4 separate regions of the Mus musculus genome follow, and regions 1, 2 and 4 are each linked to region 3. The links are chromatin loops, found by intact Hi-C in ENCODE. Cell type or tissue: heart. All regions are shown on one strand. Links, peaks and the distances in the headings refer to the core of each region. The heading gives the core; the rest is flanking DNA. Region 1 has its middle 6.6 kb from the start of 5031425F14Rik. Region 2 overlaps Sulf2 (sulfatase 2). Region 3 holds the start of Sulf2 (sulfatase 2). Region 4 has its middle 15 kb from the start of Gm30733.

Evidence for each region. A loop is a pair of places that touch in the nucleus more often than their neighbours do. Peaks named below come from ENCODE experiments on the same cell type or tissue, not always from the same donor. Only the 100,000 strongest peaks of a DNase experiment are listed, where the experiment ranks them.
Region 1: it touches region 3 in a loop (6-fold over the local background); 16 of 42 quality-filtered maps call a loop at or near these places.
Region 2: a loop joins it to region 3, with 4 times the contacts of the local background. A loop is called at or near these places in 2 of 42 quality-filtered maps.
Region 4: it touches region 3 in a loop (2.3-fold over the local background); 3 of 42 quality-filtered maps call a loop at or near these places.

What each region holds. Positions count from the first base shown.
Region 1 is chr2:166,436,852-166,444,789 of GRCm38, forward strand. No RefSeq gene overlaps it. Among named protein-coding and RNA genes, the nearest start is that of 5031425F14Rik, 6.6 kb to the right of the region's middle. RefSeq lists an enhancer at 3,769-6,276. In heart, for the core only: a CTCF peak has its summit at 3,783 (motif pointing left); a DNase peak (open chromatin) is centred at 6,409; H3K27ac peaks cover 1,278 bases.
Region 2 is chr2:166,081,338-166,089,275 of GRCm38, forward strand. It overlaps Sulf2 (sulfatase 2), which reads right to left. Exons shown (of 21, transcript NM_028072.5): 6 at 7,861-7,938; 7 at 5,649-5,824; 8 at 4,346-4,474; 9 at 3,049-3,105; 10 at 2,519-2,648; 11 at 1,237-1,447; 12 at 141-369; 13 at 1-46. Among named protein-coding and RNA genes, the nearest start is that of Gm52534, 35 kb to the right of the region's middle. In heart, for the core only: a CTCF peak has its summit at 3,812 (motif pointing right); DNase peaks (open chromatin) are centred at 2,974, 3,814 and 5,534; H3K27ac peaks cover 674 bases.
Region 3 is chr2:166,151,103-166,159,040 of GRCm38, forward strand. It overlaps Sulf2 (sulfatase 2), which reads right to left and starts at 4,581. Exons shown (of 21, transcript NM_028072.5): 1 at 4,401-4,581. In heart, for the core only: a CTCF peak has its summit at 4,598; DNase peaks (open chromatin) are centred at 2,489, 3,219, 4,039, 4,539 and 1 weaker place; H3K4me3 peaks cover 3,507 bases; H3K27ac peaks cover 4,407 bases.
Region 4 is chr2:166,297,129-166,305,066 of GRCm38, forward strand. No RefSeq gene overlaps it. Among named protein-coding and RNA genes, the nearest start is that of Gm30733, 15 kb to the left of the region's middle. In heart, for the core only: a CTCF peak has its summit at 4,297; a DNase peak (open chromatin) is centred at 4,273; H3K27ac peaks cover 283 bases.

The DNA.
Region 1 (7,938 bases), core at 1,464-6,463, 290 kb after region 3:
AGGAAGTTATGCCATCAGAATTCTTCAGAATGAGAACATCGCTCCATCCATCCACTCTTCAGGAAGCTGAGAGCAGTTGTCAGGACTGGGAACAATACCCAGTCTGCTAGACCATAGTGGGGACTCTGAGGTCCCCTCACATGGCCAGTGTCCTCTCTTTGTTGTTTGGCTTTCAGATCATTTGCAGTGTTGGGGCACTGGCTGCTACACAGAGAGCTTCCCAGCCCCTGGCCACACTTGCACACCAGCTCCACTCTCTTTGAGAAGCATCTCGGAAGCCTTTAAGCTGTTCTGGCCCTATGGCTCAGTGGGTAGGGGCACTTGTGATATAAGCCTGACAGCTTGAGTTCCACCCCCAGTACCCACATAAAAGTGGAAGAAGAAAACCAACTGGACAATGTTGTCCTCTGACCTCCATCACACACCATGGCACAATCCCCAACCCAACCCACCCCCGCCACCCACAACAACAATAAATAAAATCTTTTTTGTTTATTATGGGCAAATCACACCAGAAAAGTTCCATCTCGGGTCAAGGCCACTTTGAATTAAAGAAGTGGCTGAACCAACTGCTAATGATTTACAAAATGAGCTTTGGTCCCCTTCAGATGTTGCTGTCCCCAGCATCCAGTCCTGCTGTCCCCTTGCAGCCACTGTGAATCCATTGTCATGTGGATTTATACATCAGACAGGTGAGCCTTGCCTACATACAGGGGGGTCCTGAACCTGTTACTGTTGCGCTCACCTCGTCCAGCAAGAAAAACGCAAAACGCAACACGGTCGGATTCTTCTCAACAACCTTCTTTATTTCAGGAACACCTCGATGCTACGGGAACCTCGGAAACCCAGGGACGACTCCTTATATACACCCCAGCACCTGGGAGAGCTATGTGTCCTCCTGGGATTGGTCAGTCTGCTGGCACTTTAATTTACATGCACCCGCTCCGGAGATGTTGGCGCCAGATTCGGGCTAGCGCCTGCGCAGTGGCGTTGTTTACGGCGCCATCTTTTAGGCGCCCAGCTGCCTACATGTTACAGCCCATCTCCTTTCACTTAAGGATAGGACATGTTGAGGGGTATCCAGCCGAAGTGAGAGGGAATCTGTGGGTGGCTATGATATACGATCAATGAGTCCATGAATGAACTGTCAAAAAATAAAGAAAAAATTACTTAAAAAATTTTAATGGAGTTGAATGCTGTTGATACCTCTCACCCAAGCTCCTCCAGGGACAGCACAGGGACTAAGGAGCACTGAGAAGCTGGGCCAGCTGGTCTGGCACCCGGTCTTTGTCTTCCATGTTGTGAGCTCATGGGCAGGTGTCTGCCCCTCTCTGAACCCAAACAAGCCTTAAGAAACCTCACATCTGTCTCCCTTATCGTAAACGTTGTGTGTCTATCTGTCCTCTTTCCAGCTGTCCCCCTCCCCCCAAGTAGCAGAGTTAACAGATATTTCTGCTCTGTTCTCATTTGCATGGAAGACATCAAGTTCCCACGTTGTCATTTCCATTTCTCCGTGCTAACAGATCCTCCAGGAAGTCGCTAACTAGAGCGCGCTCATCCCAGAAGCCTTCTGGACCATCAAATTTTTGAATAAATATCTTTTTATTTGTTGCTCCCGCTGAGAAGCCTATAAGCATCTGTGCTACACCAGGAAGGTTTCATTATTTTCCTAAGATTGATGCCAGTCAGCCCTGAGATCACCTTGAAGTGCCTGCATTTGTAAGGAGCCCTGCAGCCTCGCACAATCAGACTCTTAAGACTCATTAGAATTGAGATTTGCATCTGCAGTCGGGCAAAGGTGATATGGTGAGACACACGGGAGCCTTGTTCAGTCCTAAAGGAATGTATTCTAGAACACTCTGGGGAGTGGTCTTACATGCACACACGTGTGTCCATGCCTGTGGAGATCGGAGGTCGGCATCTGGTCTTTCCCCAATTGTTTTCACCATATTTATGAAACAAGGTCTCTCATTTGACACGGAGCTTGCCAGTTTAGCTAGGCTGTTTGGCCAGTGCTCTCCTAGGATCTGCCTGTCTCTGCCCTCCCCTACCCCTCCCTGTAGCCATGGGCAACCACATACAGCTTTTGGAGTGGGTGCTGTGGAGCTGAATTCAGTTCCTCGTTCTTGTAAAGCAAGTACTTTATTGAATGAGCCACCTCCTTGGCCGTCCTATTGATAAAGGTGCTAGGAGGTCACAAAGAACCTCACAACACACGTCTTCTGCCATCGCTGACCCACATCTACAGCTTATGCACGAGTGGACAGTCTATTGCTCAAACTGGACCACCTGCTTAGCACGTGGGAAAGTTAGGACTCCATCCCTGGAAACACACACACACACACACACACAGAGGTAAGCCTAGTGGTTAGGGAGGCAAGCAGACATACACTGACACGCCTAGTCCAGATGAGAGTGTGCCCTCGCCCTGCAGTCTGGGGGCCAAACAGGTGGAGTGTGCTCCAGCATGTTCAGGGAGCTGGGGTCTTAGTACAAAATAACAAATACCAGGATGTACGATGGCAGCACAAGATGCTAAGAGACCCAGGGATGGAGCTACCTGTTCAGCTGCCCCTTTGAATAGAGACCTCATATTGAACTTGCCCTCACTCAGTAAAAAGACAGTGATGTCCAAATGCTGGGCAGGGGAATGAGCTTGACCTCCTTGGTCCCCACAGCAGACCGGAGACTCTCAGCGCTGCGTGTGCTCCTGGCTGTCATTATTCAGTGCTTATGTTGCTGTCTCTCTCCTATTAGACTCAGTTTTCCAGCTCAGAGATGAAAGTGCGTCTTCTATGGACCCAGTCACAGAAAGCAGCCGAGGACAGAAAGACGGAGCACAGAGGAGGCTCCCCTCCCCTCTATCCTTCCCACCATCTCCACTCCAGCTCAGATCTGCTGGTGCGGGATCAGTGGCTGGCTCAGCTCAGCAGCCATCTTTCTAAAACAGAGCCGTGAACCTGCCATTATCTCTGGGGTCTCGGTGAAGCACAGCGAGATCTAAGCCGGCTGGCCCTTGCCTCTCCAAGGCTGCCTGGGTGGTGTTCTGAATCCAATCAAGAGGTCAGCAGCAGGCATCACCAGGGGCTAAGGGTGGTCACTGTGTCCTTTGTATCCTGATTGGCAAAACCACAAGGCCTTCCCCCAGCACCGACCTCCACAGACTTCAAATACTGTTTGACCCTAACATAACTCAACTTGAAAGAGACAGTTGGTTACAAAGTGTTTGCTTGGCAAGCCATTCAGACAGCTTAACGCTCAGCGAGAGCTCAGTTGGTAGAGTGCTTGCGGAGCAGAGCAGGGCATGAACAAACACTGTGCATGGGACGTCCCAGCACTGTACAAACTGTGAGCAGGGACACTCACTTGTAGTTCCTGTAGTTGGGAAGTGGAGGCAGGAGGATGAGAGGAATCTGAGGTCATCCTCTATTATGTAGCGAATTTGCAAACAGCCTGAGCTACACCGGACTGAGGCAAAGCAAAACAAAACAAAAACAAAGGCAGGGATCTAAAAGTGAGACATTTGGTGCTGGAGAGAGCACTCACTGCTCCTGCAGAGGACTAAAGTTCAGTTCCCAGCGCCCACAGCAGGAGACTCACCACCACTACAACTCCAGCTCCAGGGGTCCCCAGCTCCAGGGGTCCAATGCTCCTTTCAGGCATGTGCTGGCACCCAAAGTCAGGTGTGCATACACACAGATAGAAAACAAATCTTTATTAAAGAGATAGAATAAAAAGACCACTGAATAGGCTACTCTGACCCCAGCACTCTGCTGCCCCCTATAGGTCACTTTTTTAGTTTTCCAGTGTATCCCTCATTACTTTCTCCTGCGAATACAAACAGAATGGGCAGCATCACTTTCGCCTTGCTGTAAGCCTTAACTTCACCTACATCCAATGAAAACACGATGAGCGGCTTCCCATCTTGATGTCACGTGGCACTTTGCTTACATGCAACAATAATAGAACCACCTCCTATCTGTACTTTATCCATTTCAGGCTCCCTCAGGATGCCCATACCCCACTGTCTTTATTTGGTTCGGGCTTTATTTTTAATCAGCCACCCGCAGAGGGATGTTCATATTGTTTCTGTCGATGGTTCCCACCAACAAAGCTGTGATGTATGAACTCAGTCATCAGTATCTAGATTCGGGGACCCACAGGAGAAAGACACAGGCGCCAGAGTGCTGGCACAGAGACCAAGAGCGTTTGTCACTTCACAGGGATGGCCGCTGATGGTGTAGCACAATTTGGCTTCCAGAGGCAATTGTCGGGAATGTATAGTTCCTCATGGTCCTATCAGCATAGAATAATCACCCATGTTTTTTAATTTTTCCCCTTAACGACAGTGAAAGCTTTATCTCTTGTATGTTACTGGGGCATACGATAGAGATGGCTCCATGGATAGGCGCTGGCCACACAAGCGTGAAGGCTAGAATTTGGGTCCTAAAAAACCTACCCAAAACCTGAGTAGACGTGGCAGCTGCCTGTTATCCAAACACATACAGGACCAAGACAGGAGATTCCTGGAGCGGGCTGGCAGGCCAGACTAGCCCAATCAGAGAACTCCCAACTCAGTGAGCAGCCCTGCCTATGATTGAGAGTTGTGGAGGATACCTAATGCATGTGCACACATGTGCACATGGACCTGAACATACGTGTGCCCATGCTCATGAGAACATGCATATACACACACACATGTACACCACACATATGCACATGCCAAGAGAAAAAAAAAAACATATTTTCATCAAAACCATGTATATTTAAAAGATAACTAGGATCCCATACATTAAATGGTCCCACTGGTAACCCATGACGGAAGAGTGACAATAATGTGGTTTGAACATGAGATGTCCTCTAAAGGCCATCTTGTTGCCATCTTGGTCCCCAGTACAGTGCTCAGAGATAGGGCTTTGGGCAAGCAATTGGATCATAAGGGCTCTGATCCAATCAGTGGGGGGATGTATTGATGTCGCCCAACCTGATGAACTACTGTGCTAACCCTAACCCTAAACCCTAAACCCTAACCCTAACCCTAACCCTAAACCCTAACCCTAAACCCTAAACCCTAAACCCTAAACCCTAACACTAACCCCTAATCCCCTAACCCTAACCCTAACCTAACCCCTAACCCTAACAAACCCTAACCCCTAATCCCCAACCCTAACCCTTACCAGAAGGTAGGGCTGATTGAAGAAAGCAGGCCACTGAGGGAGTCATGGCTGAGAAGGGCATGTCTCTTGTCACCCTGTCTGCCTTCTGTCAGCTGCGACATAAGCATCCTCCACCACGTCAGACCCGTAACTATGGCACTAACTAACCATAGACTGAAACTGGCTAGAGAGACCCTTCTCCTTCTAAACCACTCCTCTCAGACTTTGTCACAGGGGTGACAAGTTTGACTAGCACAATTGCCATGCCCATTCTGCCATGCAGGTGCCTTCAGGCACTCTGGATAAAATATTTCCAACATGATAAGTGTGACCCAACCCTCTGCCAGGGCCATGTAGCTGGAGAGTCAGCATAGCTCTTTAGAACTGTGTGAACTGAAGTCCCCAGAAATGAGCCACAGCCACGCTGGCCATTCTGCAAGGCTGATTGACAGGTTAGAATGTAGTAACTGTGGTGAGGTTGGAATGTTGCAGATCCAGAAGCCAAGTTATGTTGGACCATCTTAGGCCTAAGTAGCCATTTCTTGTCTGCCTCCGCGTGTGACCTAACACCCTTGTGACTATTAGATAAGTTATTTTGAAATGTATCACCGGACTCCTAACAAACTTTCACCAACCCAAATGCTAAGAATGTCAGTAGACAGCGTTTGAGGCCGATTGCAGTGATATTCCTACTTTGTTGGAAACCACCTATCTGATGTTTCTGCGGGCACATCTAAAAAGTGTTCTGATCTATGACTTTCTTTGTTCTAATGTTATAAGATATAACTTCATACAATTAATATACAATATAATGTATAACTTCATACAATTGAGTTTTATGAGAACTTGGAATTTTGGGGTACTCAAATCCGTGTCCCCAACCCATGGCTACTCAGGTCTGGCTCCAAAATAAGCCACCGTTCATTACCCTTGAGGTATGAGATGATTTTCCCACTGACAGTCTTGGAGCAGGGAGGGGGCACTTTTTGCAAATATAGGTCATTGGGCTGCTCACACATCCCTTACTATATGACACACGGTCTCTAGACCAGAACCCCCGTGCTGCCTCCACAGCCTGCCAAAGTGGAGGTGGCCTCAGGCACATCAGTGGCAGCTTGATGAACTGTGGCGTGCCTGGCCAGCTGACAGCTAGTGGTCTCAGATTGGATTCCGCAGCGAGCTCGTCGGCCAGAGAAAGGCTCGTGGCTAACAGCTAATGTCCTCTGAACACGTGTTTGTGCTCACGGTCTGCACCTTTATTGCTCAACCAGACGCCACAATTCTTTCTGCTGGGCAGCAATCTGACGAGGCGCATCTGTCTCACATGTAATTCAAGGCGAGGCCCATTAGGCGAGGCAATTCCTGGCCTGTTTGTGTGCTTTTCAAAAGCCGTTGCAGCCAATTCTCCAGCACTGTGGCTTTAAAAGAAAATAACGGAAAGGATTCTGATAATATTTAAGGAGATTTTGTCTTCTCTATTATGCTGTTTCAGTGAACAGTGACAATTTAGAACCCCAGGGACAGGGCATCCGTATGGCATAATGGATTGCTTTTTAAAATGTATTTTATTCATGCTTTATATGTATGACTGTGCATGGTGTGTGTGTGTGTGTGTGTGTGTGTGTGTGTGTTTACATGGTCGTGTGTGAGGATACACCCATGCACGGTGAATGTGTAGGGATCAGGGGACAGCCTTGATCCCGGTCCCTGCCTCACGCCCTGTTTAGACAGTATCTCTTGTTTCCGCTGCACTGTGTACACCTCAAGCTCCTGGGACATCCTTTTGTCTCTTCCTCCCATCTCACCGCAGGAATGCTGGGAATACCATTGAGCACCACCGTGCCCACTGCCTACATGGGTTCTGGGGACCTGAACTCAGGTGGGCAGGATTGAATGGAGAAATGCTTTTAGCCTGAGCCATATCTGTGCCCACCCCTTTAAGACTGTGAAGCTGAAGATGATGTCTGTCTTTACATCCTAAAACATAAAACTTATTCTTTTAAAAGTCTGTCTACATCTCTGCCTGAAATCTCAACTTTCGGGAGGTTGAAGCAGGATTGGGAGTTGAAGGCTAGCCTGGGGTACATGTCGCATTTCAACAACAGTAACAAGACCTGTGTCATTCAGGATAAATGTCTGCCAGGCTCTTGGAGATCACGGTCAAGTTACTCAGACCAGCAACCTAAGCACTTTTTAGTGGGTCGTCTGACTGTTTATGCACAATGCCTGGTTGGAAAAGGGGTTGGTGCTGCCTTAAAAATACCATGAGCCAGCTGGGCGGTGGTGGCACACGCCTTTAATACCAGCACTTGGGGGGCAGAGGCAGACAGATTTCTGAGTTTGAGGCCAGCCTGGTCTACAAAGTGAGTTCCAGGACAGCCAGGGCTATACAGAAAAACCCTGTCTTGAAAAACCAAAACAAACAAACAAAAAACCCATGAGCCTTGCTGGCAATGTGGGTCAGCCAGCGACGGCGTTTATGGGCAAGCATGGGGCCTGCTCACAAGGTGGAAGAGGAGACGCAACTCCTTTGAGTTACTCCCTGACCTCTACATGGGTGGCATGGTGCATGCACACACGAGAAATACATAAATACAAACACTATGAAAAACATTTATATGTAAACCATACATACATGCTTGCACACACGCGCACACATACACGCATACACACACACATACATATATACATATAAGTTGCTCCCATCACAATGGTCCCAGCTGCTGTTCAGCACTGTCTCCACTTGTCTCCTGGGCTCTACATCAGTCTCCAGCTTAGCTCC
Region 2 (7,938 bases), core at 1,620-6,619, 70 kb before region 3:
CAGGTCCAAGTCGCACTGGACTGTGTCATTCTCAAGGATGTAGCACCTGCTCCAGAGAAAGGGTCATGAGTGGCCGGCCCCGAGGGGAGAAGAGAGGCCCAGCCTGTCCCTCTACCCCCAACCTCCAGCCAGACTCTCACCGATGGGTCACTTTGATGGGATTGGGGGCAGAATAATCTGGAAGGCCACCAGTACCACTGAAACTGCCACCATCCTTGTCATCTTGGTCTTCAGGGGCCCCTGGCCAGTGCGGCTTGCTAAGGTTGCGGGGCTGAGGCACAGTATCCAAGCCTACGTGGTATATCTCACCGTCCACCTCGATGGCCACGGAACGGATGGAGCGGTTCCGGGCATAGCTGGTCTTATACTCTGTGGGTGCCAGGAGGGATGATAAGTCAGAGAGGCTGGGACAGGCTGTCCAGGGAGCCCCAGCCATGGGCCTTCAATCAAGACAGGGGTAAAACCCCAAGTTCCAGTCTCAGTGTTGCATGCTGTGCGGGCTTGGGAGAGCTATCCCCGGAAGTGGGTCATCGGGAGGTCGTTACACTGGGCAGGCTAAACAACTTGAACGTCAGGAGAGCCAGTGAGGTGGTTTTGCAGGTAAAGATGCTTCCACACCTGAGTTTGATCCCCGTGGCCCGTGTGGTAGAAGGAGAGAGCTAACTCCTGCAAGATGACCCGACCTCCACACGTGTGGGCCACAGATGCGTTTTGGGAGCAGGGGGATCTGCCAGTGTGGACTGTGGAAGCACGTGGTCAGTATGCTCTGATGGCTTTTCCTTCAAGTCATAACTAGACCTCTTTGGACATTAAGGCCCAAACATGCCACTTGGCTTCTTGTCAGTCCCTCAGCTGTCTGTCTGCTGCTCTCACCATTAGAGTGGTCATTTGAGGGAGGTTTGAGAACCCGTTGACCTTATCATTTCCGCCTGCTCCAGATTAGAGCCCCATCCTACTCCCCCCACCCCCCCCCAGAAGGCGACACCAAGCCTACAGGGCCCAGTTGGCTCCATTGCCTGCCTTTGGTCCATGTCCATACTGCCCCCTAGTGGCCTGTCCCAGCACTGCTGCCCTCTTGAATTGGAGCTTGTGTGAGGGCTTTGGCTGTGTCCCTAGCTCCTAGGATCACCTGCAGGCCTGGAGCGAGCACCTGTGGAGTTGTTTGAAAGTTCACATGGCCCAGCCAGAGCCATGGCTGCTCATCCTCTCAACTTTGGGCAGGCTGGTGACACTTACTTTTCTTAAAGAGCTTACGGCGTCCAGCCAGGCCCAGTTTGTAGTCCCCTCCACCGCCACTGTCACAGCTGCAGGCCTCGCTGCTCTGGCCGTCATACTTGGGCACCAGGTTGGAGAGGGCTCTGCTGCCACCGCCGCCACCAAACCGCATGGGGCCTTTACATTTGTGCAGCTTCAGCGTCCCAGAAGCGTCCTCCACACACTGCCACTTCTGTGGGACACAGCAGGGCTTCAGGTGTCACCCCCCCCATCCCCACCATCCTGTTTGCCACACCTACCTCTCCTCCTGCCCACGCTCAGCTTGGCAAATGCCACACCCGTGCCAACTCCGACTGCCTGTTTCTCCCTCCTGTCCACACTTAGCTGGACCTACCATGGCGTTCACCAATACAGCCCCTGTCTGCCTAAAGTTATGTCCTCATGGTGGTTGGTCAGCCTCCCTTGGATCTGAGCTGCTAATACCTGGTCTAATCCCTGCTCTTCCTCAGCCTCCCTCCCCCATTCTCTTCCAGTGCTCATGGATGCGGCTTTCAGTGCAACTCAAACTTTGGCATGAAAGAGCTATGTCACGATCTCCACTCTGAGAGAAAGCACTAAGAGGAAGAGAGCCTCGCCCCAGACATAGCCCGGGCTGGGGGGAACTGGAGGTGTGCTGGAGCTGGGATAGTAGCCCAGTGTCCTTGACTACTTCTCAAGGTCTGGTTCACCCTGCCCTCTCCTTACCAGTCCACTCACCCGGTGGCCAGAGTCTGCGATGTCACAGCTCCTTGCTGTCCTCGCTCCCCTTGGTTTGGGCCATCCCCCCCCCCCAACTTCTGTTCGTTCCACATGCCCACATCTCTCCCTCATCTCTCACTCCTCTCCTCCTGTCTCCCTGCCCTCTGAGGCTCATGCCCGGCTAACTATCCCTCCCCAATCTCTATAGCTCACCTTGGAAAGGCCTCCTCCAGACGCCGGCTCTTTCTCTCCCTGGATACTACCAGGGTTATATGTTTACTTAGCGTCTCTTTTGCAATCAATGTCCTTTTAAAAAAAAAATCTTGAAAGCTATTTCCTAATCCCCCTATAAACGGAAGCCAGCCGCAGAGAGTTATACCACACAAGTCAGCTGGGAGGCAATGAATGCTGTTTGCCACCTGAGCCTGCCTGCTGGTGTTTTCCCACATGAGGAGTGCAAGGTCACACACCCAGAGGACACTGCTACCCTGACAGGGACCAGAGCCTCCCATGTAACCATGGCAACCACACCCCAGAGGACCCAGAAGATCCGCCATCTCCTCACCTGCCCCAGCTGTTCGCATGCTGTCTGGTACTCAGCTCGCTGACACAGGTCCTTCACGCGCTGGTACTTGGGCAGGAAGTTCTCCTCCTGGGCATTCACTTTGTCACCCTCCCTCTTGTGGAGCAGTTTGCTGAGGGAGATGCGGGGCTGGTTGAACTGGGTGGAGCCCTGGGGCAACTTGTGCTTGCCTAGGCTGCCGGCCCTGCATAGCTCTGTGGAGACCTACTGTGGAGGATGGGTGGCTGGTGGCTTGAGAGCACCTGGGTTTTAATGGGAAGTCTACAGGAGCTGTCTATCCCAGATGGCCTGAGTTAGGATTAAATGAACAGTGATGACATCGTACAGGCTCTGCCAAGTATGTTGAATGGGGACATGTGGCCTCCAGATTCGAATTCTGCATGAGCCACCCAATTGTGACAGGGAATTTGGACACAGCTCTGAGTCACCCAGTCACTAGCACAGCACTATTCAGCCTCCCACAGTCTTGTGACCACTCCTCATGGGGGTCTTCCTGCCCGGCCGGCACTCACCCTCTCTCCACCAGGAAGGAGTCTCGCCAGACCCTCAGCTTCTTTTTCAAGTGGAACCTAGAAAACAAGCAGGTCCAGCATCCTGTCTGCCGGGTTCCCGTGTCCCCAGCCCTGTCCACAGGTTCTCCATACCCTGGGCCAAGTGGCAGTCATTGAGTGACACTGGAAAGGTTTCCACACCCCAGGGACAGGGCTGCTTCTCCAAGATGTGTTCTGAATGCCTCTTTGTGGTTGAAATGGGTACAGTTACATGGGCATTTGCACGTGTGTGTGTGTGTTTGTGTGTGAGTTTTGGAGTCTCTCAGGAGCCCAGTTCTGGGCTAATGAGTGCCTGCAGGGGGTCATTTCTCCTGATCTATGAGATAACCAAGAAGTCAGACTCTTCGTCACAATGGCTATGACTTTTGTGGCCCTATTGATGGGTGGTGGGACTGACCGGGAGTGTGTTCCAGGTGTCCTGGGTGGCTGAAGGAAGCAGCAATGAAATGGGGGAAAAAAAAAAACAAAAAAAAAAAAACAGAAAGGAAGGTGGAAAGGAAGGTGGCTAGAGATGAGGAACCAGAAAGGCAGGAGCGACCCCTTGTGGTCCCCGATTCTCAAGTGTCCTGTGCCCCTACACTCTGCATGTGTCCATTTTAGACCCTTCCAGCCCCCTTCGTTGGAAGATGTACCGACCTTACAGGGCCACCAGCCACCTGTAGATCTCAGGGCTGGGCCCCCTGGGAGGAAAGTCTAGGAGAGGCTCACAGAAAGATCTGTTATCCAGGGGGCAGTTTCACTGTTGACCACAAGGGGTCGCTCCTGCCTTTCTGGTTCCTCATCTCTAGCCACCTTCCTTTCCACCTTCCTTGTTTTGTTTTCCCCATTTCATTGCTGCTTCCTTCAGCCACCCAGGACACCTGGAACACACTCCCGGTCAGTCCCACCACCCATCAATAGGGCCACAAAAGTCATAGCCATTGTGACGAAGAGTCTGACTTCTTGGTTATCCTCTATCTCTCTAGGATTCAGAGAACACAACTTTCCTTTACTGGGTTACTATGAGGGCCAACGTGCTGGAGTGCCCGGGGCACAGCACAGTGCTACTGTTAACTTTGGGCTTTTCATCCTTTTAGCTTTGGAAGGTCCTTAGCTCCAAATGGGAGGATAGAATCCCAGAGAGGGCTGGTCCTTCAATCTCTCATGGGTTAGTGGGGGGCACCTAGATCCTGATTCCAGTGGCCTTCCCAGTTCCCCGTGGTTGAGTTCCCCCTGGCTAGGGAGCCTCCTTCCCTGGGTCTCTCTTGCTCCTTCTCACCGGTTCACTGGCCGCTCTGAGTCCAGTAGTTTGAGAATAGACTTCCCGTCCATGTCTGCAGGGATGTCCAGTCCAGCGATATCCAGTATGGTGGGGGCCAGGTCAATGTTGAGGACAATGTGGGGGTTCCTGGGGAACAGAGAGGGAGTGGAAACTTGGCCACCTGGGTGGCAGCTTAGCTTGGGACAGAGGCATCTGGAGGTGAAGAGGGAGGGACATCTGCAAATGAGAGAGCTTCCATCCTGACACTCTGACCCGTAGGGAGGCCAGTTCCAGCCGGACCGTCCGGTGCTGCACTGTCAAGGTTACATGCCCTAATACTATCCTCCTCTGCCTCTAGGGTTCATGCCCGCCCTCTTGTTGGTTCTTGCTGGCTGGGCACGCACAGTCTGGCCTCTGAGCACCTGTTATACTCGACCCAGAATGATTTTCCTCGAGGCAGCCGTGTGTCGCTTTTAGCTCTTAACAAGGAGTCTGGTGACAAGCCCCATAGGCTTGGGGACCCCACTCCTGGGATCACATTAGGGTGATCCACTCAGTAGCCACCCATGTGAGAGGGGCCCGGCAAAGACTATGAGGGATGGGTTGGCGCTCCAGCTGTTCTGTGGACAGATGTTCAGCGGTCTCACTGGCGGTATCCTCCTGCCTCTCTCCCTTGCTGGCGTGGAAGATGGGCTGTGCAAGTCCCAGTCCTCCCTCTGGATATACCTGACTGGACTTTGACCCCCCCTCCCCCAGCCCCCCAGCTGCTACAGAGATGAGGCGGCCGCGATTGCCAGCCTTTCATTCAACTCTGCCTCCTCTAAGCGGTTCTGTTTCCGGTTGCCACTTCAAAGGTTAGGCCAAGGAGAACGGCTAAGGCCATGGCCCACACGGTCCTTGAGGAAAGAGCAGACGGCAGACAGCTTACTCGGTGTTGCCACCAGGAGCAGGCCCAGTGGACAATGGCTCTCTGCTTAAGTCTGAGATCTCTTCCTCAACAGCCACCAGACCAGTGACTGCCCAGACGGGGTGGGAATCAAAGAACCTTCCCATGAGCTGGCAACACCCAGGCTCTGGCATTTCCTGGCACGGAACCCCGCCTCGCTGTTTTTCATGGGAGTCATAGCTCCTGGCTTCCGCCTCAGAAGGGTATGACCCTCCTCGGAGTCCACCCTGGCCGACACAATGGCTGGTACAACTGTTCTAGAATCTTGCCCCTGAGAGGCGTGGATTGGACCTGTGCTGAGTTTCAGACCAAGCAGAGTCCAAGGTCTCCCCGTGAGCCTGGGACCTGGGGTACGGGCACAGGAGACACACTTACAGAGAGCCAGCTTCCACGTTGGGGCCCCTCACGTAGAACGGGACTCTGATGTCGAATTCATACGGCATAGACTTGCCCTTCACCAGCCCAAACTGGCCAATGTGGTAGCCGTGGTCGGCGGTGTACAGGATGTACGTGTTGTCCAGCTCCCCCGTCTCCACCAGCATGTCATAGATCTGCAACAGAGGCCAGAGGTGAGGTGGCTGGCCTCGTGGGAGCCCTCCGCTCTCAGCACACCTCCCATCTCGACCATGCCTGGGGCAAGTCCACTTCTCTGCAAGGCCCCCGGAACTGACTCCCTTATCCTGTCTCTTACACTTGTTAACATCTGTCCCTTGTCTGTGGACAGTTCCTATGGGGTGGGGTCTTGCTGTGTGGGGGTCTCTGTATTTTGCTCTCTGGCAGCTGTGTTGCACTTGCACTGACCCTTAATAAATGACCTTGGATGAATGCATGCATGAATGAATGAATGAATGCATGAATGCATGAATGCATGAAGGAAGGAAGGAAGGAAGGAAGGAAGGAAGGAAGGAAGGAAGGAAGGAAGGAAGGAAACAACGCTAGATGTGGCCAGGGCCAGGGTGGGAGTTGGTAACCTGAAACAGAATCCTGCATGAGGGTCTGCAACTGTCCAGCGTGGCTATGGAGCATATGAACTATGTTGTGTGTGGCCAAGGAATGGAGTTTGAATTTTATAGTATTTTGATTTAAATTTAGATAGCTATGGATCCCCTTTGAGTAAGCTGTTAGCCCACACAGTGGAATATGATTCTCTGTGTGTGTGTGTGTGTGTAGTATATTCTATCACGTGTGTGAAAGTCGGAGGACAACTTTTGGGAGTCAGACTTCCCCAGCCTGCGGGTCCTGGACATTGTGATACAGACTTCGCCATGTCTTGAAAACTGTGCTTTCATGAAAAAAGGCAGTCCCCAAAGGCCACATTTTTATGATCCATTTGCATGAAATGTCCAGAGTGACGACAGGAAGACCTTAGTACCTGCAGAGACGGGGTGACAGCTAAGGGAAGGTGTTTAATCCCCCTGGAGGGATGAAAATGTTCTAACTTGACAGTGGTAATGGTTGCAGAACTCTGAGTGAATGCAAGTCAGTGAGGGCCGTGCACGAGGCACACATCCGGAATCTTAGAATGTGGGAGGTGAAGGCAGGAGGTGAGTGCTAGGCCAGTTTGGGCTACAGGAGACTGTCTTAAAAACAAAACAAAAAACCCCATTGTGTTGTATACTTTAACTGAGTGTATGAGTTATAGCTCAATAAAGCTACTGAACTTTTAAGTGGGTTTTTGATATTGTTGTTTGTTTGTTTTTTTGTTTTTGTTTTTGTTTTTTTTTAAGAAATAAAAGCAGCCAAGCATGGTAGCTTTTGTATGTAATTCTAGAACTCAGGAGGCCGAGACAGGAGACTCCTCATGGGTTAGAGGCCAGTTTAGTTACTTAATGAGTTCTACACCTTCCTGGGTTATACAGAATGAGACTCTAGTCCCTTCCTTCCTTCCTTCCTTCCTTCCTTCCTTCCTTCCTTCCTTCCTTCCTTCCTTCCTTCCTTCCTTCCCCTCTCTCTCTCTCTCTCTCTCTCTCTCTCTCTCTCTCTTTCTTTTTGGTTTTAGAGACAGGGTTTCTCTATGTAGCCCTGGCTGTCCTGGAACTCACTCTGTAGACCAGGCTGGCCTCGAACTCAGAAATCTGCCTGCCTCTGCCTCCCAAGTGCTGGGACTAAAGGCATGCGCCACCACGCCTGACTTTCTTTCTTTCTTTCTTTCTTTCTTTCTTTCTTTCTTTCTTTCTTTCTTTCTTTCTTTCTTTCTTTTAAAGATATTATTTATTTATTATATGTAAGTGTACTGTAGCTGTCTTCAGATCTCATTACGGGTGGTTGTGAGCCACCATGTGGTTGCTGGGATTTGAACTCAGGACCTCCAGAAGAGCAGTCAGTGCTCTTAACCGATAAGCCATCTCATCAGCCCCCTCTTTCTTTTTTTTTTTAAGAAAGAAAAGCAGCTGTGGTTTCATCAAGCAGCAAAGACTGTGGTTTCATCAAGCAGCAAAGACTCATGGGAAAATTTCAGGAGTCAAAAGCCTTCCCTCTGGATTGCTCCAAGCCCCTTTCCCAAGTTGGCATAGTGTTTGGCTCTTTGACTTAGATTTTCAGATTAGGTCAGAGGCTTGCCAGGGGGCGGGGCAGGGGCGGAGCCTACCGTCTCCATGGAGTCATCCACAGACATGAGGGTCTGTAGGCGTTTTCGTTGTAGCATGTTGGTGAATTCCATGTGAAT
Region 3 (7,938 bases), core at 1,621-6,620:
TGGAGAGCCAGGTAAACTCAGCCCCCAGAAAGGCCTGGATCAAAGCCAGGCTGCAGCTTTATCCACTGAAGCAGCTAAGATAGCCTCTGGTTCCCAAAGACCCCATGGGAAGGGGAGGGTGGTAATGTCCCTGGAGTTCTCACCTCAGCCAGGGTGCTGACAGGCCCTTCTGACGATTGGCTGCCCATACACGTGGCTCCTTGCTCCCCAAATGACCATGCTTATTTGTCACACTTGTGGGACCAAGGGGTCCTCTCTTCTCATTCAGACCATAGTCAGAGGGCGTGTGTAACTGGTCAGTGGTCTCATGGGAGGGCATCTGGGGGCTTAGGGACTGTCACTGCAAAGAGGCTTGCTTCTGTTCTTGGGCTGTGACCACAGGGGTGAGAGAGCAGCCACCCTGTGGTCCAGGTTTACCTGGGGCAGATGCTAAGCACTTGGTACTTACTGATGATCTCGCTCTGGCCCACAGACTCGGGAAGGAGTGGGGACTTACCCCCAGCACTTGTTGGATGAGAACACAGAGGCACAGAACGGTTGAGTCACACGCCCCCATGTCATCACTGGGCAGGTGGCCAGATGGACCGGCTGTCTTAAAACACCCAGCCTGGGGCTGCCAGAGACTGCAGCTTTAGTTCTGAGGAAGGCACAGAGTGAGGTAGAGGGCAGAGCGGAGATGGAAGAATGGCGTCTGTGGCAAATGCTGAGTCTCTGAGCCAGTGGTGCACGATGCCAAGGCTGTCTTAGGATTTGGGGCCCTGTGCAAGGCGTCGGGCATTTTTCCTTTGCCTCCCAGTGATTTCAGAGCGTCTCTTTCAATGGCTTGCAAGAAAGGGTCCTGATTGCAGCCCTTCTAAGAAAACACCCCTAGCCCACATTCCATCTACAACTACACTCAGCAGCTGCCAGCAGATGTGGGTGATACAGTTCTGGCTTCCCGCCCATGAGCTGCAGGGTCTGTAACCCCAGCGCCCAACTGCAGCCAGCCACTGCCTCTTCCCCTCTAGGCTCCAAGTGAGGTCTAGTTCCCTAGCAACCACCCCAATTAGGCAATCACGCCATTTATCAGGATGCCAATTAATTATAATGATCTTAATGATCTCCCAATTAGATAGCGCCTTGAAGCCGGCTGGAGCATGGGCATCTGCCGGGGTCCCCACCAGGCCAGCCCCCAGGGCTGGCCATAGCCAGATTGTCCTGGCCTGCTATGGTCATTATGGAGAGGCTCGCTTTCTTGTCCACTGACACACAGAGCCCAGTCTGAAACCAAGTCCCTGGTACACGCTCTGAGGCCAGTCCACCAGCAGCCACAAGAGGGTCTCACTCCTACAATGTCCTATGTCATTCCCTGTGCTTTTTAAGAGCTAAAAAAATCCTTATTTTTTGCATGGTTTTCATTGGCCACATTTGAAAGAACCTTCACATATACACCAGGAGAGGAGATGAAACCCTGGGAAAGAGAAGGGGGAAAAAGAGCCAAAACCAAAACCAAAACCAACCAACCAAACAAACAAACAAAAAAACCCAAAACTAAAACCAAACCCTCCCCAAAACAAAAACAAACAAACAAACAAACAAACAAAAACCCCAAAAGCCAGAGAAAACAGCAATAACAACACACAATACAAACCAGGGCACCGCCCCACAGTTACCCACGACAGCAGCGGTTCTTGGGGAAGGGAAAGGATTCAGACAGGCTACTAACTTAACTAGCTTTACTATTTTACTAGTCATGTTTCTTGTCCCCTGCATTTAGAAAACAAGCACCTGGTGAAAGGGCAACCCCGTGGTTCAGAGTGGACCTGGAGCGTGAGGAATGTATCACAGATTTTGTGTGGACACGTGACTATTATGTCTAAGGGCCGGGCTCAAACACTTCCTGCCTCTTATCTTTGAGGTGAAGGGGAACCTTCTTTGAACTGGTCAGAAAGGCAGGAAGGGCCTCAGGTCTTCAGAGAGGGCATAGTCTAAGAAAAGATAATGGCTGTGTGACAATCCTCCACATACCCAGGGGCCAAAAGCCGTCAAACCCAGCACCAAACCCAGACTACAGAGAGGCGCTGGATTCCCAAGTGAAAGGGCATTTGGAACATCAAGAGTGAAACTGTCTGTGGGATGGGGTCCTTGAATGAAGGCCATGTGGGACAGGGGGTCCCACGCAGGCACACAGACTGTACAAGGGTGCCTGGAGTTTCTCCCTCGGGGCCAGTCTTGAGTCAGCAAACTTTAAGCCTGAAAACCTAACATGCTATTAAGGTTTCAGAAAGTGTTGTAAATTCAAATAAAAAACCCTCAAGAGGGTTACACAAAGTCCAAAGCCACACTACCCTCAGCCCAGGGCAGGGACAGCGGGTTCATCATGCCATTGGCCAAGCTAACACTATCCTCAATAAACTGCTGATTTCAACACTGAACCACATAGAAACAGGTTGTTTTGATTTCCCTGGGGACCAGCCAGGCTGGGTGGAGAATCTTGGGGGGAGGGGTGTTTAGGGAACTCCCACCCCTTTTAATCAATGGTTGTATCTCAGTTGATCCCCTCTGGGCAAGGAGCTGGACCGGGTCACATGAACTGCAAGGTGAACAAAATCCAGGGTGTCCCCAGGGAAAGCCAACATCACCTGCTCTCTGTCACCTCCAGAGTAGCTGGGGGTGCACCGTGGGAAAGAGGCAAGGACAGATGGAAAGGGGGAAGAGGGCGGGCATCCCCACAGACAGAGCAAATATCCAGATTCAAACGAAAGCTGAATGTAATTACTTGGTTAATTAAATATTGACTTTTAACTCAAAAAGTGATTAAAACAAGCTGCAGGAGAGCCAGTCCTGGAGGGGTGGGGCCAATCAGAACTTTCAGGAAGTGGGGAGGGGGAAGGGGGAAGGCGGGGGTCACCACAGCCATGCTCTGTGCAGAGCGTCCTTCTGTGTAGGGAGACAAGGCTCTCAGGGTCCCCTCCAGGCAGAGATCACTAAGCAGACCCATGGCCCCGCGGGTGGCTCCTTCCATCTGCCCACTTGGAGCCTCCTTTCGCCACCAGCCGCCCTCGCAGGGACTAACACTACCATCCGCGCTTCCCTGGGTGACACTCCGTGCCTGGTACACTCAGAGCGCCACAAATGCTTGTCGAATGAATGAATGAATGAACTACTACTCTCTAAACGAAGTCGCAGTCCCCGCTGCAGCGTCCCCTCCGGGCTTCTGGAGCCCGCGGCGGACGCAGGTCTGCAGGGCGATGGGTTCTGACCTGGCGCGGGAGAAGTTTTACGATTTCATTTGTCCTCCGTTCTGCGAGTTCCTAGTCCCTGCTTGCTCGGGTCCTGCCCGGACAAGCCACACGTGGTCTGGCTTCTAGCTGGCCCTCTGGATCTAAACCTCAAGGGGTCAACCGGGCCATGCTCCTGCAGCCCGCGGGTCCACGCGCCCTTCCCCGGGAACCACCGGGGCGCGGGAAGTCCTCCCCTAGCCGCCCAGCCTTGCAGACGGGGTCAAATCGGTCAGCCCCACTGAGGCCGGCCGGTACCTAAACCTCCGGGTAACACCCTCCCTGAGCCGGGCAGCGGGGACCGGCTGGGCTCACCTGAACCGTGCTCGCCCTGGAATCTGTGATCCGGGCCCGGCCCCGCGCCCCACTCACCGCGCGGCCCCCGCGGCCTCACCGCGTCTCTGCCGCAGCCGGGCCGGGCCGCGGGGCGTAGGGGACTCTGCCTTGCCGCTGCTCCAGCCGCCTCCGCGGCATCCCGGCTTCTGCTTCGCCCCGCCCGCCCCGGCCTCCGCGCGCGCCAGGACCCAGGACCCAGCCGCCTCCCGCCCCGCCGGGGACCCGGCGATTCAGCCATCGCTCCTCACCTCCGCCGCCGCGGCCGCCCCGCGCCCCGGCCCGAAGTCCCGGCGGCTCCCGGCCTGCTGCCTGCCGAGCCGGTGGCCGGCCGCGCTCCCGCCGCCGAGCGCGCACCCTCGCGGGCCCGGGGCGCACTCACCCGCACCCGCTCCCGCTCGCCCTGGGCGCGGAGTTGAGGCTGATGTGCGCTGAGCAGGGAGCTGCCGGCGAGCCGGGACCGCGCGTGCGTGTGTGCGCGCGTGTGTGCCACTCGGACCGGGGGCGCATCTCTTAGTCCACCAGACACCGGCGCGAAGTCGCGAGGGCCATGGATCAGGCCCCCGGGCTGGCGCGCAGAGAATCCAGCCTCTTTCCGCTTTTTCGTCCTCCTCCCTCCCAGCAGCGAGGAGCCAAGTGTTCCCTGAGGCGTGCGACAGCCCCGGCCCGGCGCTGCCCCTCGTAATGACACGTTAATAAATGTTTTCTTTTATCCGCTTTCACAGGGGCTCGCCCTGGTTTGCAAACACCCGGCAGCCTTAGCTGAAAGCCCCGCGCTCGCCTCTAAACACACACGCACACACTTGCCATTGGAGACGCCGGCTCGGGCCGATCCCCAAGCTAGATCGCGGGAGGAACTGCCCACGCGCCTGGGACCTTCCCACGCGTCTCCGAAGCTCTCTGAGAAATTAAGTTGAGCTCAAGCGAAAGCAGAAGCGTTGCCCAGACATGGGCCGGGAATGGGAAAGAAAGGGGAGGCCGGTTCCCTTGGTAAAGGGAGAACTCTGACTCCAGGTGGTGCTGTCTGCGCGGTTTCTGCCGTCCCCGAAGCCACCAGAGGCTTGAGGGGGCCCTGGCTGCCAAGGGTGGGTGAAGAGCCTCACAGAGCCCACCAGTAGCTTCAGAAAGTACAGCTGATGTGCTAGGGGGTTATCGACCCTGCGGTGGAACGGGGCGGGCCTCGGATGGAAACGTAACCCCTGAAAGTCTTCCAAGATGTTCATCCATTTATAGATACTGAAATCAAGACAGAGCCGTTAAGTTATTGGCCCAAGGTCAGATAGTTGGATCAGGATCTGAACCCAAGAAGCTGAGCTCCGGAGTTGTATCTGACCCCCCAGGCTGCGCTTATTTTCAAGATCCTCCTTCCCCTGGTGGGATTTTTCTAGTTTTCTGATGGATAGCGTTTGTCAAATTCACGTAGTAAAAATAACAGGGCACCGATGGAGATGCACTAAAATCACGTCCTCGCTGTTTATCTAAAATTCAAGCGGGTTGTCTGGACTGCGTGGGGGGCTCTCGACTCCGCCCATACAGTCGTTGTACTAACCCTGAACTTGCTTTCCTAAGCCGGGGGCAAGCCCCACCTTTGGCTAGTGTAGAGTCCTGGCTGGATACAGGATGTTAGGCGTGAGTATTCGCTTTCATGAACCCCCCCCCCCACCCTCCACCCCACCCCCAGGCATTCCAGTCTCAGTGCTGCATGAGAAGGGGCTGGGCCCCTGCAGCGCTGTTCATTGGATGCTTGGGGCAGAGGGCTCCCATCCTTGAGATTCTGAGAACTTCATTAGAAAGCACAAACACACAAACAAACATCAAATGTACAGTGCTGGTGCACGCCTGCAATCCCAGCTCTTGGGAGGCAAAGGCAGGAAAATAAAAAATTCAAGGTCACCCTTATCTACACACAGGGTGATTAAGACCAGTTGGAGGTCCAGGAGACCCTATTAAAACAAAACAAAACAAAACAAAACAAAACAAAAGGAAAAAAATCTCAGAAAATAAACCAATAAAACAGATAGAAAAGCAGGTGTAATCAGTTTCAACATCCCAGACATTTAATTGAATAATTAAATTGATTAATTTATATATCCTTATAGGGTCAACTCAGACAGTATTCTCGTGGCCCACATCTGTGATGCCTGCACTGGGAAGGCTGAGGCAGGAGGATCACCCAAAGTCAAACTTTCTATATAGTGATACTGTCTCAGAAGCACACGAAGCAACAACAATGTATACACTTGATCTTTTTGTATCCTTCTCTTTTTCTGCAACAGGTAACTTTACATGCTATACCCATCCTGGCTTGGGGTTCTCCTCCCAGGAAGAACAGCAGGTTCTGTGGCCAAATGGAGAGCTTTGCACCTGGTCATCACATGAAGTGTACATTCATAGTTTTTGGAGAACATGTATGCTCAGAGATGACAGAGGCTTGTACACAGCCCACAGGCTGCACCTGGCTTTGAACCACATGCCTTATTTCAGCAGTGACTTTCTAGCAGGTCTGCAGTGTCCTATTGCGGTCTGGGCAGGAAGGATGCAGAATGGAATCTGTGCCCTGTTTGCTCTGAGGTTCTAGAGAATGCTCTAGAAGTTGGGGATTTACATCAGAAAACACTAGGACCACACCCTTGCACTTCAGACTTGACTCTCTGTAGATGGGTGTGCCCAACAGAAATTCCAGGAAAGAGGGCAGTTCTCAGTCTCCCAGTTGGGACTGAGCGCTGGAGGAGGGTGGTATCATGTGATTTCTCTTATGTTTCTTTGTTGTAATGGAAATGGAAAGTGGTGGCAATGCCAGCACCTGACCACTTTTCTTCTTTACAGAGGAGGAGACAGAGCTTAGGGACAAGTGTGTGTGTGTGTGTACCTGGGTGTGTGATTCAGGGAATCATTAATCAGTTAAGACAATTGACTTCCCCCTAACTCCTAGTGCACACCTAACCCTGCTGGTCTGGGCCTCAGCCTGTTGCCTGGGCTCTTTCCAGGAAGATGAAAACGGCTGGCCCCACTCAAGAACTTCTGTGTCGATCTAAAGATGTGAGGGACTTCAGGGTCAGAGTCCCCCAGCCTGGGGAGTCACTGTCTCTTCTACAGTTCATCTCTGGCCTGGGTGGGCTACACAGGGTCCCCAGGACCTGAGTTTCCAGCCCCTGCCTTCTAGACACTTGGTCCAGGCCAGCCTTTCTTCTATGACCCCTGTGCTCCTGATTAATATCCGTCTCTGCAAATAGCAGAGCTGGGTATACAACCATGGAGCCGTCTGAACTCCAGACTCTCAAGCTAACACCCCCATTGTTGGTTTAACCTTGAGAACCTTTGTCCTGACACCCCTATGCCTTGCTTTTTCTCTGTGGCAGTGCCTTGGTGGCTCACTCCGCAGGACATCGTGGGTGCTACTTACCCTATGGGGTCCTTTGCATTGTTATGCCCTTGGTTCTCTGGCAATGGCGGGAACTCCTGTGGGTCTTTCTGCATCCTGGCCCACAGGTTGAAATGAGTCAGACGGTCTCAGCTTTTTTGGCTGCATCTGGGCGAAGTCGATGGTATTTTATGAGGGTTATAAAAGACAACCTTTTAACATGTCTCAAACAAATTGGCGTGTAAAGAAGAAACAGTAACCGTAGGGACACGGCTGCAGGCTGGGGGCTCTGGCTGAGGCCCCACGTTCTGGGGGCACAGGTGGCTTTAATAAGGCATGCATGCTTGGCTGTGACTTGCTTCTCCAGGGTGGAGCTCAAACTTCCTGGCTCCTGAGTGGAGATAGATAGGCTTTTAAAATACCAATAAGGTGTAATAATGTCCTCTGTATCAGAGGCATTGATGAAGAGGAGGAAGATGGGGAGAATTGCATCTTGAGGGGATATATATATTAGAGATTTGGGGTTTTGTTTTTTTTTTTTCAACTTAAAAAAAAACCAAATTCCAGTTCTTGCACAACAATATGAATTTGTGGTTAATTCTGCTGAAGTCTCGCAGTTAGAACCCAAGCTGTCTTGTCAGGAGAAATACCCTGGTATTAGCAAGAAGCTGTTTATATATCTTCAGATATTGTGATAATGAGAGCGACTCCATAGGCCTCCATTAAAACAGAGCACTAATTGTATTTCATGTGGCCTCTCCGGGCCAGCACACGGTCACAGACAGGCTTTACTTCAGCAAAATGCGGCTATCTTTGCATCACCACGGCCGTTTCCCCCCTTTAATTACATGTAATTGTGTAGTCTAATTTATTCTAACGCCTGACGCTTAAAAGTGCACATTTAGGAATCAAGGTCTAGTTTGAGAGGGAGGAGAATTATAAACCACTGTAATTGCCACGGGCAATCTCAAAGAGTGATGGTGT
Region 4 (7,938 bases), core at 1,525-6,524, 150 kb after region 3:
TATACAGGTGAACACCTCCAGGTATGTTATATGCTTGGGGCCCTTGTACCCAGAAGAGGGTTGGATCCACTGTTTCTGGAATTACACATAGCTGTGAACCACCATGTGGGTGCTGGGAATTGAACTCAGTACTTCTGGAAGAGGAGCCGGTGCTCTTGACCAGTGAGGTGCTGAGCCATCTCTCCAGCTCCTACCTTGTTTGCGGAGCCTAGAGCTTACTGCTTTGGCTAGACTGGCGGGCCAGTGAGCCCCAGGGTTGTGCCTCTTTCCACCTCCCCAGACCTAGGAGTAAGGTGTTGCTTCCTGCCCAGCTTCTTATGTGGGTATCAGGGATTCCAGCTCAGTTCCTTACCCCCGTATGACACTTTACCCATTGCACCATCTTCCTGGCTCCAGAACCAGACACATTTTAGAAATATGTTATTTTAAAAAATGATCATATAGCCAAATCAGCTTTCTGTGGGGCCCAAGTCTGCAATGGTAAACACACATCTTAGTTACCTTTCTACTGCTGCGATAAAAACAGCATGACCAATGCAACTAAAAGAAAGAGTCCACCTTACAGTTTCAGAGCGGTAGAGTCCATGATGGCAGAGGGAAGAATCGGTTGAGAACTCATATCATGTATTTACAACTTTGAGGCAGAGAGAGAGAGAGAGAGAGAGAGAGAGAGAATAGCATGGTTATTTTGAACCCCCAAAGTCTGACCCAGTGACACACCTCCTCCCACTAGGCCATGCCTCCTCATCTTTCCTAAACAGTTCCACCAACTGGGGACCAGTACTCAAACATACGAGCTGTATTCTACGTTCTATATTCTATATTCTGTATTCTATATTTTCTTTCAAACCACCATACCATATGTAGAGACTGAAGTGCCAACATGGGTATAAACTGTACCTCATCACAATCGGGGCACTTGGCAGATGAACTATCCTAAAATTGCAGTGACCTTTTTCCTGCTATGATTTGTTTGTTTATTTGTTTTGAGACATGGTTTCTCTTCTTCCATCTTCTAAATTCCAGGGATTAAACTAAGGTGCCCAGGTTTGCTCTGTGTCTTTACCCACTGGGCCATCTCAATGGCTTGTGTTTTTAGCTTACCCTTAGGGCACAGGGGTCTGGGTTATCTCCATGGTGTGGTGAGTCTGCCTGACAGTACTGTGTGCACGTACACGCAGAGCCGTGTGGACGCGTGCTTTCATTTCTCTTGGCTTGCAGCTGCAGGGCTGGGGTGGTCTCCTGGAGGATATATGGGGAGTACTTTGTCACTGCACGTAGTGAGCCTTGGAGAAGAATAGTTACTGCGGGTCTGCATGCTGAGCCCAGACTCCTTTAAAAACCATAATAAAATGAGATTAGTTCTGTCACTTCACATCTGTAGGCTTCCTACTGTCTCACATCTCCCCACAGCATCCTCTTTATGGAACAAAAGCCACCAGGACTCATTTGATCTCTGAGCTGTGGTTAAGGCATCGCTGTCCAGGGCACAGTCTCCCACGTGTCTTTTCCTTAAGAGACTTGAGATGCTCTCAATGTGGCTGAGGTCTGCAGCTCAAACAATTGCAAATGCCAACAAATGCCTGAATCCTGTGGGTGCACATCCCTGCTGTCACCCCATATTTCTGCTTTCAACCCCCTTTGACCTTCTGTGATGGTCCATCTCCAATGACAACATCTGGATAGGGTCTCTTCATCAGACCAGGTGTCAGGGTGCAGCTCCCGGTGGCCAAAGTCAGCCTCTGTCTCCTCGGACAGTACCAAAGTGTTGGTCTGATGGAGCTCGACATTCAGCACCCTGAAGTATGAGTTTAGAGCAGTGATTCTCAATCTGTGGGTCGCGACCCCCATATGGTGTCGAACGTGTAGTTTCACATGGGTCACATGTCAGATAGCCTGCATTTCCTTACCATTCATAACAGCGGCAAAATTACAGTTATGAAGTAGCAACAAAATAAGGTTGCGGTTGGGAGTCATCACAACGTGCATTAAAGAGTCACAGTATTAGGAAGGTTGAGAACCACGGCTCTAGCGAGGGATAAGATTGTATTAGCTACTCTCTTTACTGCTGGTGCAAAGGGCAAAGGGCAAGTTTGAGAAAGAAGGGGGGTCTTGAGTCTATAAGCTGAGGGGACAGTCCACCACAGTGGGGAAGGCATGGAGGCAGGCGCCTGGGGAGGCATACACAGTCGGGAAGCAGAAGGACTAAGTACCCACGCTCAGCTTTCTTCCCTCGGTTCAGTCAAGGACCCCAGCCCAAGGGTTGGTGCTGCTCACATCCAGGGTGGGCTTTCCCCCTGCAATTGGCTCAGTTTAGAATCCCACTTAGAGATACACTCAAAGGCTGGTCTCTGGGTGATTTCAGAGCCCTCCAAGTTGACAGTTGATGTTAACCACCACACAGGCCTTCACTGTGTGTATCTGTTGGATTCTGAGGAGGAGAATGTTGGTGTGATGGTAAGGGTTAGCAAGACTGTGCCAAGGTAAAAAACAGGACTCAACTCTTCATAGTTTAATAAAGTCAAGAGAAAAGCAAAAACTATAAAAAGAAAAACACACCCTTTAGTGGTGTGTGTGTGTGTGTGTGTGTGTGTGTGTGTGGTGTTTTGAGACCAATGGTCTGTGCTGGGTATTGCAGAATATTTGATCACACTATGTTATTTACTCAGATTGTATTATTTACTGGAAAAAAAAACTAGTATCTAGTTGTGGTATGGCTCAGTCCAACACACACCTTTAATCCATTCCTCTGGCTGAAATTCAGACATGCCCTTATTACACGCTTTTAATCCCAAACAGTGAAGTAAAGTTAGTTTGTAGAAGGAGGCACCCATGTTTGAAAGTGATGGAAAATTGAGTGGCAGACAAAATGATGAATCAGAAACATATTTGATAGAACAGGATATGCCCAGCTCTCATGAGAAGAGAGAGGAAGGGAAGCTACTTGAGGGGCCGTGTGGAGAGAGAAGAGGAGGCAGTTTTACCAGGAGAGTTTTACAGAAACAGGTTGAAGAGAGAACAAACTAGGCGAAGACAAAGACAGAACAAACCAGGAAAGAGGAGCCTGAAGATTAGAACAAATTGTCAAAACTGGTATGAGGTCAAGCAGAGCAATTCAGTCAGAGACCAAGAGAGAAGCCAGATGGAATCAGTCAGCTTGGAGGGGAGTCTGACCCGGAACAGCTCACTTGAGCCAGCCAGAGCTCAGAAAGAGCTAAAGGGTGAGCTTATTCCGCAGCAAGTCTGGAGGCTGAGAACATTCCAGGCAGGCCTAGACTGGACTGTATAGAATCTAGAAGCTTCTAGGCCTAGGCTTAGGTCAGCAGACAGAGTCAGTAAGCCACTAAGATGCAAATCACGTTATGCAAATAAAAATCACTTTAACAGCCAGGTGCCCTTTTTCATTCTCCACTTTATTTTTGAGACAGGTTCTCTCACCAGACCTGGAGCTCATCTAATTTTCTGAGACTATCTGACCATAGAACTCCAGGAATCCTCCTGCCTCTGTCTCACCAGCATGAGGATTATAGGCAGGAGTCCCCATAGCCTGATGTTACATGCTATGGAGGATCTAAGCTCAGGTCCTCATGTTTTTGCTGACTGAGTGCGATTCCCCACCCCTACTCCTTAAATTCTATATATTCAATGTGGGTTTGTGGGAGGCTCTTGTTCACCAGTGGATCAATGATCTAGTCTAATGGAGGTAGCACGGAGGATCAATGTTCTAGTCTGATGGAGGTGGCACAGTCTTGCCACATGTTCCAAAGACTAGCACGACAGAGTAGAAAGAATCCCACTGTGTCGTCTTGGAACTAATACCTGCTACTTTCTTTTGATTTATTTCTGAGAGTGGTCATCTGTCTGCAGGACTCTAAGGTCAGGGACATCCGTGAACGGAGCACAGGGTGGAGCACATGAATGGAGCAGACAGTGGCAAGTGCTCCTCAGTAGGGGAATGATGTGGCTAGGGATAAATAGACTTAATAAGCAATTTGACTCCAATGGTCGTTCCTTCTTGGACTATTTGGATTTTAACAAATTATCATCCCTCTGTGTTGACGAGTTGGAGAACATTAGGCTGGGGACTTTCTGCTCTGTCTCTCAATAATTTTATTTTGTCTTCTGGAAGGCACGGCATGCATCCTCTGGGCTTACAGCCAGCTGAGTCATCTCGCCCGTTTCTCTGTCTCTGCGGCACGAGGTCTGTGACACAGAGGTCTATGTCAGGACCCAACAGCCATCTCAGCCAGAAACTGGGCCAAGGATTCAGACGCCACCAAGCGCTTGATGGGACTGCCCTCGGGCATCCACCAGGGAGACCAGAACAAGGAACTGTGTCCCTGGAGCCTTGTGAGTCACACTTGGTCCTGACCCCAGATCAATTTGTCATCACTCTGGAAAAGGGGTGGGGTTAGCACACATCTCTCCAGAGTGCCCTTAGGGGCCCTTTGTTATGGCAGTGGGATTAGAACCCTTGGTTGAAGGTTCTCACTGCCTCAGGCTATTTGGAGATCCAAGAGGGTGAAAGGGGAGAGAAAGAGAGAGAGAGAGAGAGAGAGAGAGAGAGAGAGAGAGAGAGAGAGAGATCCTGAGGGAAGGGAACAGCAAGCATCCCAGGCCAAGTTTAATTATCCCATCATAAAAGAAGAAATAAAAATTGTAACCAAAACTCTCCCTCTGTCTCCAACATAACATCAAAGTGGGAATTTGTCAGGAGTGAGGAAAAATGTCAAGGAAAAAGAGTGGGAGGAAGGAGGGAAGGAATAGAGGAAGGAAGGAAGGAAAGAAGGAAGGAAGGGAGGGAGGGAGGGAGGGAGGGAGGGAGGGAGGGAGAGAGGGAGGGAAGAAGGAAGGAAGGGAAGGAAAGAGGGAAGGAGGAAAGGAGGGAGGGGGAGGGAGGGAGGGAGGGAGGGAAGGAAGGAGGGAGAGACGGAGGGAGGTCAGCCACTAGCTAGGATGGTTTTGTCTGAACTTCTTTGCTTCTCCCTGACTGAGGGCAGTGTCAGGGAGAAGCCTGAACGCCATCTCTGGTATGCATGGGGCTGAACTCCAGGAACCATGTAAGAGAAGATGGTGGTCTGTCCACCGGCGGCAGCGATTTTCTCAGTGTTCAGAAACACCAGTCCTGGGCTGGAGAGGGCTCAGCAGTTATGAATGAGACCATGCTGCTTTTAGAGAAGAGCCAGGTTCAGTTCCCAGCCCCCCACCAGATGGCTTACAACCTGGAACTCCAATTGCAAGGGGTCTGATGCCCTCTTCTGGCTTCTGTGTGGTACCTGCATGCACAGGGTACATATAAACTCATGCAAATGCGCACGTGTGCACACACACACACACACACACACACACACACACACACACACACTCACACAGAGAGAGAGAGAGAGGAAACCTGCCATACAAACTCCATTTATGAGACAGACTGGCAACATAGCTTCTTTGGCTGGCTCACTCTGTACCCTGCCCCCACCCTCCTTACCCAGGAGCCATGTTGACAAGTTCATACATTTGTAAACCTTGTCCAAGGTCAGTTCAGATCCCTTGAAGACATCTCAGAGGGAACTGTCACAGTAACTGACTCTAATTTCTAGAATTTTCATGTGAGGAACCAAGGATGGTACTATGTGCCTTGGCGCAATGAGACAGTTATCAGGGGCAGGAGATTCAGGTCACCCCACCCAGTGGTCAGCACCAGTGTGGTCTTCCTGTCTTACATGGGATGCCTTCCACTATTGAGCCTCGGTATGACCCCAGTGTCTTAGCAAGCCTCTTTTTCAGCTCTGAGTAGCTACAAGGCACAGCAGGTTAACATTCTGGTGTGGGGATGTTGTCTAGGGAAGATCGTTCAGATACTGGGTCCAGGAGAAGAAATTCTTCCTGGCTCTGAGGTTGAGGATAGAAACCAGCCGCACAAACTCCACCTGAGCAACCATTATGTTAGCGTGAATAGACACGCTTGGAAACCAAGCCAAGAAACTGAGGATGGCAGAGCGGAGGGAGGCTGAGGCAGCGGTTAAGTTGGGTTATTTACCCCTCCATTACTGGGGATAATAGGTGTGACCTTCAAGTCCGTGAGTCGGGTGTGTTGGTTTCTGGCACGAACAACGCTTTCACATAAGCTCTGCCCACGACAGATTCACTTAGAAGCTCAGAGCAGAGCTTCGGGGAGTGAGGATCACATATGCGTGCCGAGCCTTCCATTTCATGGAGGCTTTTCTGTTGGTTTGGGTGGTGTGACCCTTTCCATCCCTCCTCACGATAGATTGGCTGCTTCGGCCTAAGGCTCCTTACCTGGGATAAGGATTGCAGGCACCCCTGTTGCTAAGGACAGTCGGTGTTTGGTCCTTCAGTTCTTCATTTGTCTGACTGATCCAATCCAACCTAACCTACCATCTACTTCTATGGGAGTGACATTTCTGTCTACCGTATGACACTCTTCCCTGAGACCCAGGCAAAGCAGAGAGGGTCAGCCCTGGCCTCAGGCCTCAACTCTCCTGATTTCTCCCTGCTCTGAGCTCCGTTCTGTCCTTCCCCAAGGACAGACTTCACTATCCAGACTGTCCAAGCCAAGTGTAGATGCCTGAATTCAAGAGGAACATGGCAGTTATAAAAGGAAGATCTGACTAACACAGGGCCTAGGCCATCCTGAGGCGGCTGGTGAGGCCCTAAGTCTTGTCAGGGAGGATGGAAGTTCTGTGGGGGATAGAGACATGGGCCCTGAGTCTCTCTGTCTGTCTCTCTCTCTCTCTGCCTCTCTCTATCTCTCTGTTTCTGTGTCTCTCTCTCTTTTTCTCTCTCCCTCAAAATGCCCCATGTCTTTCCTTTCATCCATCCCAGGCTGTGCTTGTGCCTGGATCCCAGCTCTGACTTGTACCTGACAGTTACTGCCCTGGCTTAGGACAGCTGGAGGAAGTCCAGGTCCCTGCAGGCAGACAGCTGTCCTGGCAATCAATAGACAAAGCTCAGTGGGTGTGTGTTGCAGAGAGGAGAGCACATGGCCCAAACAAACCAGAAAAGAATAATAATTCTTTTTTTAAAGGCAAAGAGTAGAAAAGACGGTGCAATGCTGCTAATTTGAAGAGTTAAAAAAGTACATGAGCCATTCATACAAGCAAATCCGGGGAAAATTACCATGCAAATGAGTGTGGACAAGAAAGCAAGTTCCAGAATCTTCCTGGGGAGATTTCACAGGTAAAGGAAGCAGAGAGAGCTTCCAAGACTTCTTCCTTTTGAAGGCTGACTTCTTTTTGTTTTTCTTGTTGAGACAGAGTCTAATGTAGCTCAGGCTGACCTCAGACTCCCCATTTCCATCTTATTCACTGAGGCAGGATTCAATCAAACCAAGGGCTCGCTAATGCTTCTGATCTTGCTAGACAGCTTGCTGTGGGCACCCGCTGGTTGTCTCTGGTTTGGTTTGTTTGGTTTGGTTTGTGTGTGTGTGTGTGTGTGTGTGTGTGTGTGTTTGTGTGTATGTGGCTCGAGTTGCAGGCAGGTAACCACACCCTCCTGGCCTTTGTGTTCCTTTGAAGGGATCTGAACTCAGTTCTTAAACGTGGAACACAAGCCCTTTATCCCCTGAGCCATCGCCCCAGTCCCTGAACCTTTGCTCTACAGGCTCAGCCTAGCAGTTGAGTCATGCATTGAAGCAAGACCCTGTTACCTCACACCAGTGCGTGACATCGTCCAAGATGGCTGACTCCTAAGCTAGACGTCACCATGTTCTCATGCTTTTGTCTTTATATTTTTTCTTATTTTCCTCACTAACTGAAGCCACTCAAAATGTGCACACCTGCATATACACTACACTACACTACACTACACACACACACACACACACACACACACACACACACATACTTGTTAAGCCTCAGAACTAAGTTTTGTTGCAATACGGCACAATGCTGACATCTTCCTTAAGGAGTCTGCTGTGCTAAGCGC